Linked DNA regions of Homo sapiens: region 1 is linked to region 2. The links are chromatin contacts, found by Hi-C or POLR2A ChIA-PET in ENCODE. All regions are on one chromosome and are shown on one strand. Each heading gives the region's core, a stretch centred on a gene start or an enhancer-like site at or near the end of the contact. The rest is flanking DNA. Distances are from core to core; before and after follow the strand shown.

What was found. Hi-C counts contacts between places; a loop is a spot of excess contacts on that map. ChIA-PET counts read pairs that join two places held with the same protein, here RNA polymerase II (POLR2A). Pooled maps may share reads with other maps.
Region 1: a loop to region 2 is called in a map of ascending aorta, with 2.2 times the contacts of the local background. The contact joins two enhancer-like sites. A Hi-C loop is called at or near these places in 5 of 168 maps with a recorded cell type or tissue (aorta, ascending aorta, heart left ventricle and 1 more) and 5 of 50 pooled maps. POLR2A ChIA-PET finds 5 or more read pairs at or near these places in 2 of 52 experiments (MCF 10A and Panc1).

The regions. Positions count from the first base shown.
Region 1 is chr13:39,413,405-39,418,819 of GRCh38, forward strand. The region is part of intron 2 of LHFPL6 (LHFPL tetraspan subfamily member 6); the gene reads right to left. Among named protein-coding and RNA genes, the nearest start is that of LHFPL6, 190 kb to the right of the region's middle. RefSeq lists an enhancer at 3,639-4,581. Within about 2 kb of position 2,232, at least 11 of the 41 ENCODE cell types and tissues checked have a DNase peak (open chromatin) inside an H3K27ac peak, as active enhancers do; they include ascending aorta, where a contact is called at or near this core.
Region 2 is chr13:39,524,963-39,530,586 of GRCh38, forward strand. The region is part of intron 2 of LHFPL6 (LHFPL tetraspan subfamily member 6); the gene reads right to left. Among named protein-coding and RNA genes, the nearest start is that of LHFPL6, 75 kb to the right of the region's middle. Within about 2 kb of position 3,154, at least 7 of the 41 ENCODE cell types and tissues checked have a DNase peak (open chromatin) inside an H3K27ac peak, as active enhancers do; they include ascending aorta, where a contact is called at or near this core.

The sequences.
Region 1 (5,415 bases), core at 982-3,481, 110 kb before region 2:
TTTAAATGTCAAACCCGAAACTACTCAGGATTTTTTTTTTTTTTTTTTAGGAATTGGGGGTAGGGGGGGTGGGTCTCACTATGTTGCCCAGGCTGGCCTCAACCTCTCTGCTCAAGAGATCCTCCTGCCTCAACCTCCTGTGTATCTGGGACTACAGGCGTGTGTCATCACAACCGACTAGTTTTTTTTTTTTTTTTCTTTAAGTAAGTTTTAAATGAATTTTTCTGTTGTGTTGCTGTCTTTAATAAGTGAACATATGTTTGCATTTGCACAAGTGTATTAAACTCTAACATGCATATTGACAAGTGTACATATAAGGTCAGAGCTCAAGGAATTTTCATAAGCTGAAGACACCATGTAAACTTTACAAACATTAAAAAGAATCAACCAGCACCCCAGTAGCCTTCCTTCTATTCCTTTTTAATCACCACCCCTTCCCAAGGGTTATCCTACCTCCTGACAAAATAGATTGGTTTTGCCTCTCTTTGTACTTAAATAAATGGAATCATAAATTATGGACTCTTTTGCTATGGCTTCTTTGACTCAAATTTATGTTTACGAGACTCATCCATAGTGATGAGTATAATTAGAATTGGTTTATTTTCATTGCTGCATAGCATTTCATTATGTGAATATACCACAATTTATCCACTCTACTGTTCATAGGCATTTGGACAATTTCCAGTGTTTGATTGCTCAAAAAAATAATTCTGGGAACATTCTCATATGCCGTTTCATTCACATATCTATACATTTTTGTATGGACTATATGGAGGGGTGAAATTGCCAGATCACAGGGTATAAAAGCATTTAGAAAGATATTACCTATTTGGAAATCAAGCTCAATAAATAATGTTATGAGTTAGTAGTAGCACAAACCAAATGAGAAATGCTTAATAAAATAAGCATTAGCTGTGAGAATATGTGTCAACATTCACACAACATCTTCCTAATTCCATCTTCCATCTTCCTCTTTCCAGTATCAGATTTTAGCCACAGTTCATTAGAAGCTTATCTTGTCATTTTTCAGGAAATTTATTTTATAATACCACATTATGCTTCAGGGCATGTGTTTCAGGACAACTGAGGGAGTCTTCATGGTGGATTTGGGCTGGAGTTGAGGTAGAGCAAGGGCCCCTGCATTTGGTGTTATCAGTCTTCTGGGACTTTCTTGGGGTACTGTTTTCACTTCTTCTTCTTATTTCTAGTTTAGTAAATTTCACATATAATGCTTCAAGCTGCTGTGGGCTTATTTTTTTTGCCATTTGTGTTAAAACATGCTATGAAATTCTTGCTTACAAAACTTGGATAGAAGGCATGATAACACCAATTATTTGTCTTATCTCTGCCCAACCACCTAAATGATATAATTACTGGCAACTGAGGTTTTTTCCTATGCCTGTTGGCATTTAGACCCCTAAGAGTATTATACAGGCTAGGGTAAATTAACCTGAGAGAAAATAGCATGGTAACTTATTTCAAAACACAAATCATTTTTACTAGAACCAGGCCAAATCAATGTCTTTGAGAAGCTACAGGGTCTTGAGTCAAATTACTGGGGGTGGACATGGTACTTTTTCCTAAACACACAATGAAAAGGATCACTCTGATTATAAAGTCTGAGTTTCCCTTTCTAACCCGTCTGTGGCACATGACCAGTTTATTTGGTGGAAAACACATTCCTCAGACCCCAGGACAGGCCAACTTGTCCTAGTTTAACTTGTGCTGTGCTTTTTTGTAATAGCAACCTAAGACGGAAACATCTGGAAAAATACCATGACTGAGCTGGTGGGATCAAAGACCAAAGTGAAATGCTCTATTGTTAATTTCCAGGAACTGACACAGAACGCAGAGTGAAATAACTCAGCTGGGCATGAATCCCGTTGGATTTCTGAAAAGCTTGCATACTACTATATTGCCTCAGCCGATAACTGAAGGAAAAGTAGTTCAGCAAAGTTGAGGAAAAACAAATTTTTGTGCATGTGTATGCACATGCATGTGTATGCATACGCACATGTGGAAGAACTCAGGTCTGTGTTCAACATGTTAATAGTGTATTCCTCTGCTGGCAAAGACAGCTTGCCATAAAAATACTGAAAAAAAAAAAAACAAAAAACAAAAGCAAGCTGAAGAAACACTTAAGTCCTTCATGAATTGAAATTAAGAACTGTGCTTGCAAAGAAGCATCCCGGTGCCCCACCAGACTGAACTCCAGGGGGCAGTGGCTTTCTGGCATATCTTTGCTCCCCTTGGCAGCTGGGGCAGTGTCTGGCTCATAGTTTTGCAGTAACCGAAGGTGTACTGGATGAAGGATTAATAAATGCATAAATGAATGGGAGAATAAATACAACAAGCAGCAAAGCTTCATAGTCTCAGTGCTGAATTCAAAGTGAGAAGTCTAAACCTTGACACTTTTCAAGCCTTTCTCATTTGCAGCCAGTTTGCCTCCTTGAACTTTGTTCAATACATTACGAAGAAAGAAAGAAAACAATACTTACCTACCTTGAGTAGACATTTGATGCTTAGATATTTGCAGAATCAGGACTAGAAAGGTCCTTCAGACATCACCCCTAGATTCTCTGTCCATAGCAAGTGTATAATGACAGAATGGATGTGAAATGAAGAAATGTCCAAGAAATGAGATTATGCAGTCTCCTTGGGTAACGACTGAAGTTAGAGTACTGAGCAAATGTAAATTGCAACAGAAATGGTAAAGAAAATTAATATGAACTGACGTCTTTGATGAGAGTAAGAGTAGTAAGACTATGTGGGGAAAAATAATCTGAACAATTTGAATCAGGTTCTATTGACTCAATGATCAAGCCCTAGAATATAAACCCAAGGAGGGCTGATATGTTTATCTGTTTTGTTCATTAATGTATCCCAAGGGTTGAGAACAATGCCAGACATATTACAGATGCTTAGCACATGTTTGTTGAATGAATGAACCTTAATATGTTAAAAAAAAAAAAGAGGAGGCATGAAACTCCATTATATTAGGCCAATTCATTCTCCAGTTCATTTACTCTATGTTTTCCCCAACTGTGGTGCCACACAATGATACTTTTGATCATACAGTTTAAAGGACAAAAAGGTAGAGAATAAAATGCCTTTTCCCTTCCCCTACCTTGAGCTCCTTTTCCATACAACCTCTGAATATTTGGGCAATAAAGTCAAAAGTCTGCAGCTGGAGAACAGTGGTATCAGTTTCATGTACTTAATGTGTGAATGCAGTATGTAATTGCAAGAGAAAAGAGAAAGTGCTAGCTTTCTCTCTTTTACAGTTTGTGTGAACATAAATCAAATACAGGAAAGTTATAAAGTCATTGTGCAGTTTTTTAAACATTTATAATTCTGATGTCAGAGGTGGTAGAAAAAATTTGTAAATGGCATGCAAATCAAATTTTCCTCCTAAAGTTGTTAAAACCTGAGTTCTGCTAGTCCCAGCACCTATTTTTATCTTCTTGTCTACCATAGGCATATGAACATTTGTCACAGGTACTTGAATAATGAATACATCTTGTACAATCACATAAGGGTTTTCTTCTTAAACATGAACATGTTTTTGTTTTAAAATGTCATCTGCAGATTTCTTCTAGCCTGCCGATACATTTAGGTTATTCCAAGTTTAGAAGAGCCCGAAGGTGTAGGGAGACTCCTCTTAACTCCAGGAAGAAACAAAGGTGGGATAGGCCAAGTTGCTTTTATTACACTTCTTACCAGTGTCCAGTGTCTTTTCTCTTCTTTGGAATCATCCTGCCTTATTCATATCCCTCTTGAAACAGGACAGGACTGGACTCTACCAAAAAGACTAACTACCCAAGCTTTTTCCCAAAGGCACTGTTGGTTAACAGACATGTTGCAGAAGAATCTGTGTGAAGCCCTCAACTGCTCTGACTTGGGTGCCCCCAGAGGCTAAATTAGGTCACACCAGCTGCATAATATTAAATGGGGCAGGGGCGGCCGGAGCAACGCTGTGAGAAGCTGACATTCCTCAAAGCATGAATTGGAAGCCAAAGTGGTAGTTTTTGTTTTGCCTTTTGAAAATACATCTTTCTATTTCCCTCTGTCATTTAACTAACAGCTCCTCTAACTTTCCACCCGCTCAAAAGGCAAAAGAGACGGAGGGAAGGAGTCACATCAAGGACCAATTTTCCTTAAGCAAAATTCTTCCTTGTTAGCCATTCTGCAAAAATTCATTAGCTGAATTAACCATTCTCCACGGACCTCATCTTTATTCCTCTCTTCTTTCCCCTCCCCGCTTCTTTTTAACCTTTCAGCACAGAATTAAGTCTTTGTGATATTCAGCACATCAATGAACTCACCCAGCCAGGCGGAGCTCCTGGGCCGGGGCAGGGGCGACTTTGTGGGCTGCATTCCAATTGACTGGGGTGGTGACAAGGAGACCCAGCCCCAGCCATCAAATGGGCCCTGTGTCTGAGTATGATTCATAACACAAACATGTTTAGAAAGCGAAAGAAAGGAAGAAAGGAGCATGGGATTTGAAGTCATTGAGTCAGTATTGTTGCAAGATTTAGAGCATTATGTGGGGAGAGAAAGAGTGTTAGTCTTGTGTCCTAGCACCCAATCCACAGACAGATCTGCATCAAAACAAGGCATTTCACATCTTCTAAGATAAGCCCAAATTAAAACAAAACCAAACAAACCCCACATCTACTCTTCCCACTCCACCATCCCACTCCCACCCTGTCCTGGTAAAATAAATGAATGCATGAAATAAACAAGTAAGTCCTGGTCAATCTTACTTACATATTTTATCTTATGAATACTGTAGTATGCCAAATTAGCTGCTAATTCTTTACATGGGATTTGAAAAAAATGCTGCAGGGATTTTTAAATATTCAATGAACTTAAAGAACAAATGGAATATAATAGATTCAAAATGAAATGATTGCCTAGAAGTATGCTCTGATTCCTAAAATAAGATTTTTTTTTAAAGGGTAAAGTTTTTTTGGTCTTTTTTTTTTTTTTTTTTTCCAGAATGCCATATAACTAAAATCTGAGTAAAAGGAATTGGCCATGTCTAACTTTTCTCTTACTCCCTTATTTTTAACAGACTTATGTACATTTTATCCAGAAATCTCCTAACAATGCAAGTAGCGTCTGGGGGAAGTAAAAGCTGCATATTAAAAGTAGGGTGGAAGAGAATGTCAGCTTGAATGTGTGCAGCCCCTAAAGATTATCATCCACTTTAAATGATAAAGATCGGCAAGGCCCCTCATTAAAGCAGAATTCCTTGAAGCTCCCAATAGCGGTTGTGCATTTTCTTCATTTATAAAATACAATATCTGATTCAGTCACAGAAACCTCACAATATTGTCTTATCTTTGACAAAATTAAACAGCTTTGCCTTTCCTATCTTCTACTCTAGTAATCTTTGGCATTAACATGAAA
Region 2 (5,624 bases), core at 1,904-4,403:
CAGGAGTGACAACTTTGTCATGCTGCTGATGAAAAAATGGCAAGAAAATAAGCTCATCTGACATAAATGGAAGAGAACATGTCTGGCAGAAAAAGAAAAATGTATTTGAGGGCCACCTATGATAAATGCTCAGGGCGTTTGAGTTCGATACAAAGGAACCAGAGAAGACACACACAGTCCACGGGCAGAAGGTGGCAAGAGGTGCTGCCAATTGCTTTCTTTCCAATCTCGATGTCCTATTCCTAACTCTCAGATTCGTTTAAGAGTCATTTTCATTACAGACTCTAATCATGGGTTTTGTTTCTGAGGTCTCCGCCTGAGAAAGACTATTGTCTTTTTTAACACTCAGGCTTCAATAATGAAAAGCATTGTGACATAGTTCTCCTTCTGACTTAAAGTTTATACTGAAGAGATAATGAAATAACTAATTTTCATAAAAATATCTTTTGTCGTAATATCGTATTACTGGAAAGATATTATCTAACTTGGCAATAAATCTCTCTGCATTTAATATTATTTTAAGACTTCATGTGAGTGGTAATAAATGTAACGTCACTCACTAATTTAAGATCAACTGCTAAAGGGTTAATGTAAATAGCATGAGGCCACTGGAAATGGAAGGTGACCAGTAAATTCACTTAAGGACCTGCATAGCCTTGCATCTTCTTTTTGACCTTGAGGAACAGTGACAATAAAAAAAAAAATACTAAGGATGGCCAAGCCAAAGAAATGTGGCCAAAAGCCATATCATGAATTCAAGGAGCTTTTCCCTTTTTTAAGCTCATCCACTAGGAAATGTTCATAACTGTATGCTGAAAACCAGTGCATGCAAAAGGCATTTATTATCAAACACAGTAAAATCATAATCCTCATAAAAAGTCTTGAGGTTACAGATAATTTTTCCTTTTTTTTTTCTTTTTTACCTAAAACTCAGTGGACAAACTAAAACTCAGAAGGTCAAAAAGAAATAATCAGTCACAGAAACAGAATGTTATCTAATAGGCACTAACCCATAACAAAAGCAACATCTTAGACAGAACCAAGTCCTCCCAGTTAAAATGAAGGCTCTCACCTTCCTCCTACTAACATTGTTTCATAATATTATTGTGTGATGGTTAGGAATAAATACATGCATTATCATATCCCCAAATAGATAGAAACCCAAAAATAATCTTGTTCAATAGACAGTAACCCTATATTGACTGATGTAAGCCCCAGGAACTTATTCACTGTTATATCCCAAGCCCCTGGTACAGGGATTAGCATACAGGGTACTCAATAAATTCTAGTTGATCTGAAACGAACTGAACTACCTTGTAAATAGTAGGCATTGATAGTAGACAGGAATGTAGATACAGATATACATGATACAGATATACATGGCAGGGGTTGGAGGGAGAAACTCGTTTTTGTACCAGAAAGAAGAAAACAAAAATCAAGCTACACTAAAAATGACACAAATACCAATGTTTTAGAAATAGATGGAGTTAACGCATAATCATGATTTTAAAATATTGCAATTGCAACCAATAACAAAAGTAAATCTACACCTAACAAAATGAAGATGCAGATAATTCACTGGACTTGCAATCTAGGTTCTTTCCACCGGTCTAGTGCTCTGATGTGTTACTCTGCATTCGGCCAGCCATTTCAAGTTAGTGTTCAGCATCAGATGGGCTGATTCCACACGACAAGGTTACAGACTAGAACAGCATCTCCTGAAGTCAAAGATTCATTCATCCTGCCGCAGCTCACTCAGCCTTCAGACACATCGAGCTACCTCCAGAGTAGGAATTATAGCTACTGACATCACGTGCAACCTCATTTTACATCTGTAATTTCGAAGGCTTTAAGTGACGCTTCACTTAGGCAGAAACTGAAATGTTGAAATGCACATCAATCTTGAATTCTGAATACCCTCAAGAATCAAACAGTAGACTCTGAGAAAACTTTGACTTGACTTACTTTTGTTCAGAAAAATCAACCTTCGAATTACATATTTATTCCAGTTTCAAAATGACATAATTAACAAGGTCAAAAATCTGTTAAATGGTACTACAGGTTTTGCACATCCTCTACTTTTAGAGAGCAGCCTTTATGACTCCGTCTCTGTAAGTGCTGGTACTTACCTTGCTCAGTGACTTCTGATACACTAAAAAAGTAAAAATCACTAGAAATTTGCATTCTAGGTTAAAGGGCGTTTATGTTTTCCTTTGTCCAGTCATAAAGATTTCTTACTGAATGATGACTGTAAGATGCTTGCATTCTCCTTCATGTCTTTTTTTCCTTAGCTGGTCCCCAACCCACCACACTTTCACATACATCCCTGAGAAAGAGGCCTTTGGCCCTCATGTGTCACCTAAGGTGATGTGCTTCAACTAACATCAAGAAAATATCATGTGATAAGCAAGGTGACCTCTGTGGACCACTAGCACAGTCCTCAGGAGAACAGACAGCTGCAGTTGGAGCTGACTTCAGGTTGATAGATTTCTGTCTCCTGTCCATCTTTGAACAACCGACAACATGGTTCCATCTGTTGTCCAGAAAAAAAAAAAAAAAGCGTTTTCTACAATCTAATGAAACCATGTCAGGTTTCAAGTCTTGCACTGAACCCAAGAACTTCCTGATATGGGAATCAAACTGAGTGTTCCTTCTGGTTATATACTCATCATTTTTTTGTTTCCTCGTTACTTAGCTTTTATAGTACCTGGGCTCCTTCTGGTTATATACTCATCATTTTTTTGTTTCCTTGTTACTTAGCTTTTACAGTTGTTTTTAACCTTCTCAAATAGACTACAAAATTGGCTGGACAAGGAAAAACTCTCATACTTCTGTTATTTTTTAATCACAGAAACTTTTCTGCATATGCCAGGGATTTAACCAAGTTGTCAGAAGTATACATTTGAGAACTTCTAGCAACTTCTATTTCTAACTTAATCTTAAATCTTTAATTTCTAAGTTAACTATGTTTCTATAAGATTCATGATCATAAAACTTTAAGCTAGAAATATGCTATTTTATCTGACCTGACTCCTAGTTTTTAGATTTGGTAGCTCATGAACTAGTACTAAATCAATATAGAATCTCATCTCCTTCCGCTTCATATGACCCTCACAAGAAGGGCTTTTGCTGGTTTTTGCTAAGAAAAGAGATCTACTGATTCACACTATGATTCATGCCAGCTCAAACAGATGGAATCTCTGGCACATTCCTCACTCTGGATCTCAGCGCCCAGGCCAGCTCCATACACACTAATATGTTCTAGTCCTCTACCGTCTCCCCAAACCAGGCTGCATCTGCCTCTGAATGGGGATGCTTACTGTCCACTCCTCAACTCTATCCTTCCTCTCCCCTCTGACTGAAAAAAAACTAGATATCTGTATTTGCACAAGCCAACTTAGAAAGAGAAATTAAAGCTCATCTAATAAGGTCCCATGGTCACCTCCTAGAGAATTTAAAAGCAGCCTGGAGACCCCAAAGAGGAACAGCAATGACAAGCTCAGCAGCATCCCAAAGAGCTCCAGTGCCAAGCTGTAGGGCATCCCTCTCTCCCAGAGGCCAGCTGCTAAAATAGGCCAGTGTCCCTGTGAATGCTTGCTCACCATAGTGCCACTTTTACAAATAAACTTCCACGTTTCCCATCTCGCTCTATGATACTAAAAATGATTTCCATTTTAGGGAAAGTGGCAGGCAAGATAAAACATAGTGGAAAATAGAATTTATGAGTTGCTTCCCGCACATCTGGGCTACAATTCTTACACTTGTCACCCCTGTTGACAAGCTTAAAATAAAACCATGATTTTTATTTTTAGGTCCCAAGATATTCTTCCAGGAATTCCCTGTAAATTCATTTTTCCCCTCTGGCAGGAAAAATTAACACAACCCAGAATGAATAATACATTTATTTATTTTGTTGCTTAGACACTTTCGAAGGAAAAAAATGTATATGGCTTGATTTTCGAAGAATTACTCTATCTTGTCAAAAGACAGAAAGATGGTTAAGGCAGTGCAAGTCAGCTTCTGTTTAAGACAGCTGGAGGGCAAGTTTACTCTTTCCCAGGACCCACTGTGCAGAGATACCACTGCCAAAAAATAATGTACAAAATTCATGCCAATTCCCTTATTTCTTTTTTTTTTCCTTCTTCTTGAGGCAGAGTCCCACTCTGTTGCCCAGGCTGGAGTGCAGTGGCATGATCTTGGCTCACTGTAACCTCCACCTCCCAGGTTCAAGTGATTCTCCTGCTTCAGTCTTCTGAGTAGCTGGGATTACAGGCACCCGCCACCATGCCTGGCTAATTTTTGTATTTTTAATAGAGACAGGGTTTCTCCATGGTGGCCAGGCTGGTCTCGAACTCCTGATCTCAGGTGATCCACCCACCTTGGCCTCCCAAAGTGCTGGGATTACAGGCATGAGCCATCACACCTGGCCCAATTCCCTTATTTCTATCTAAATATATTTAATGACAGAGATCTTGAGTGCATTTATTTAATAGATATTCATGAGTTCCTACTATGTTCAAAGTCCTAGGCAGGGGATATAAAGAAGGCTACTAATGGATGAACACCTTAGTAGGTTCATACTTAGTGTGTAAGACACTGTACTGCAAATATACAAATATGTTCTCATTTAAAGTCTACAGACACAGTAAGAGCAAAGAATAAACTTTGTTGGGCTGATTTTGTTGGATATTCTTACCTCCAACACACAAATGGGGAATCTGGGATTTAGAAAAATTAATTAACTTGCCCACTAGTAGGAGGAGATGCTTCAAAGTCTATTCTACTTGCACTTTTGCTGTTTCCAATTTACTGAGCTGTTTGTTGGGAAGCAAATAAAAAGGTTTTGGACTTGCATTTATAATCCAAAAGGAGGAAACACACGGATAAAGTAATCAACAACAACACAATGCGAAAGAAAAAAGTGATAATGTAAAAGAAGTTTTGCACGAAGTGTCAAGAAGAAAAAGGTTTTATGAAAGAGAAAATTTTATTCTGAAGTTCATCCAATGATTAATTTATCCAATCCAAAACTACAAATGGGCACTGTGTGCTTAGTTCAATGCATTGTGCATAGTAGGTACTCAGTAAATAACTGCTGAATATTGGATGAATGTGTAGGGTTCTTTGAGTGAACATAAAGTGGGAAAAGGAATACTAAAGAAGAGAGTAACTAGCTGGGTGCAGTGGTGCACACCTGTAATTCCAGCTACTCAGGAGGCTTAAAAAAGAGGATCCCTTGAGCCCAGGGACAAGCCAGCCTGGGCGACAAAGTGAGACCTTGTTTCAAAAAAAAAAAAAAGTATTAAAAAAAAAAAGAAAAGAGTAGCATATGTAAAGACATGGGGACATCCAAGATGCCCAGATCCCATTCCATGAACTGAAACAGAGTGCGGAGGGGAGTAGGAAGAGAGGTGCCTGGAGGTATGAGCGGGGGCAAACTGGAGCACCATATCTGCCTCTACTTAAGGGCTTGAACTTAATTCCACTGGGTATGAGGAGACGTTCTGTTACCGGAGAGTTTCCAGTGCAGGTAAACAAGATCAGTGTCATCACACTGCACAAATTCAAAGGGCACCAGCCTCTTTATATTCTAAATGAATAGTGTCACCCTGGAACTGCACAAC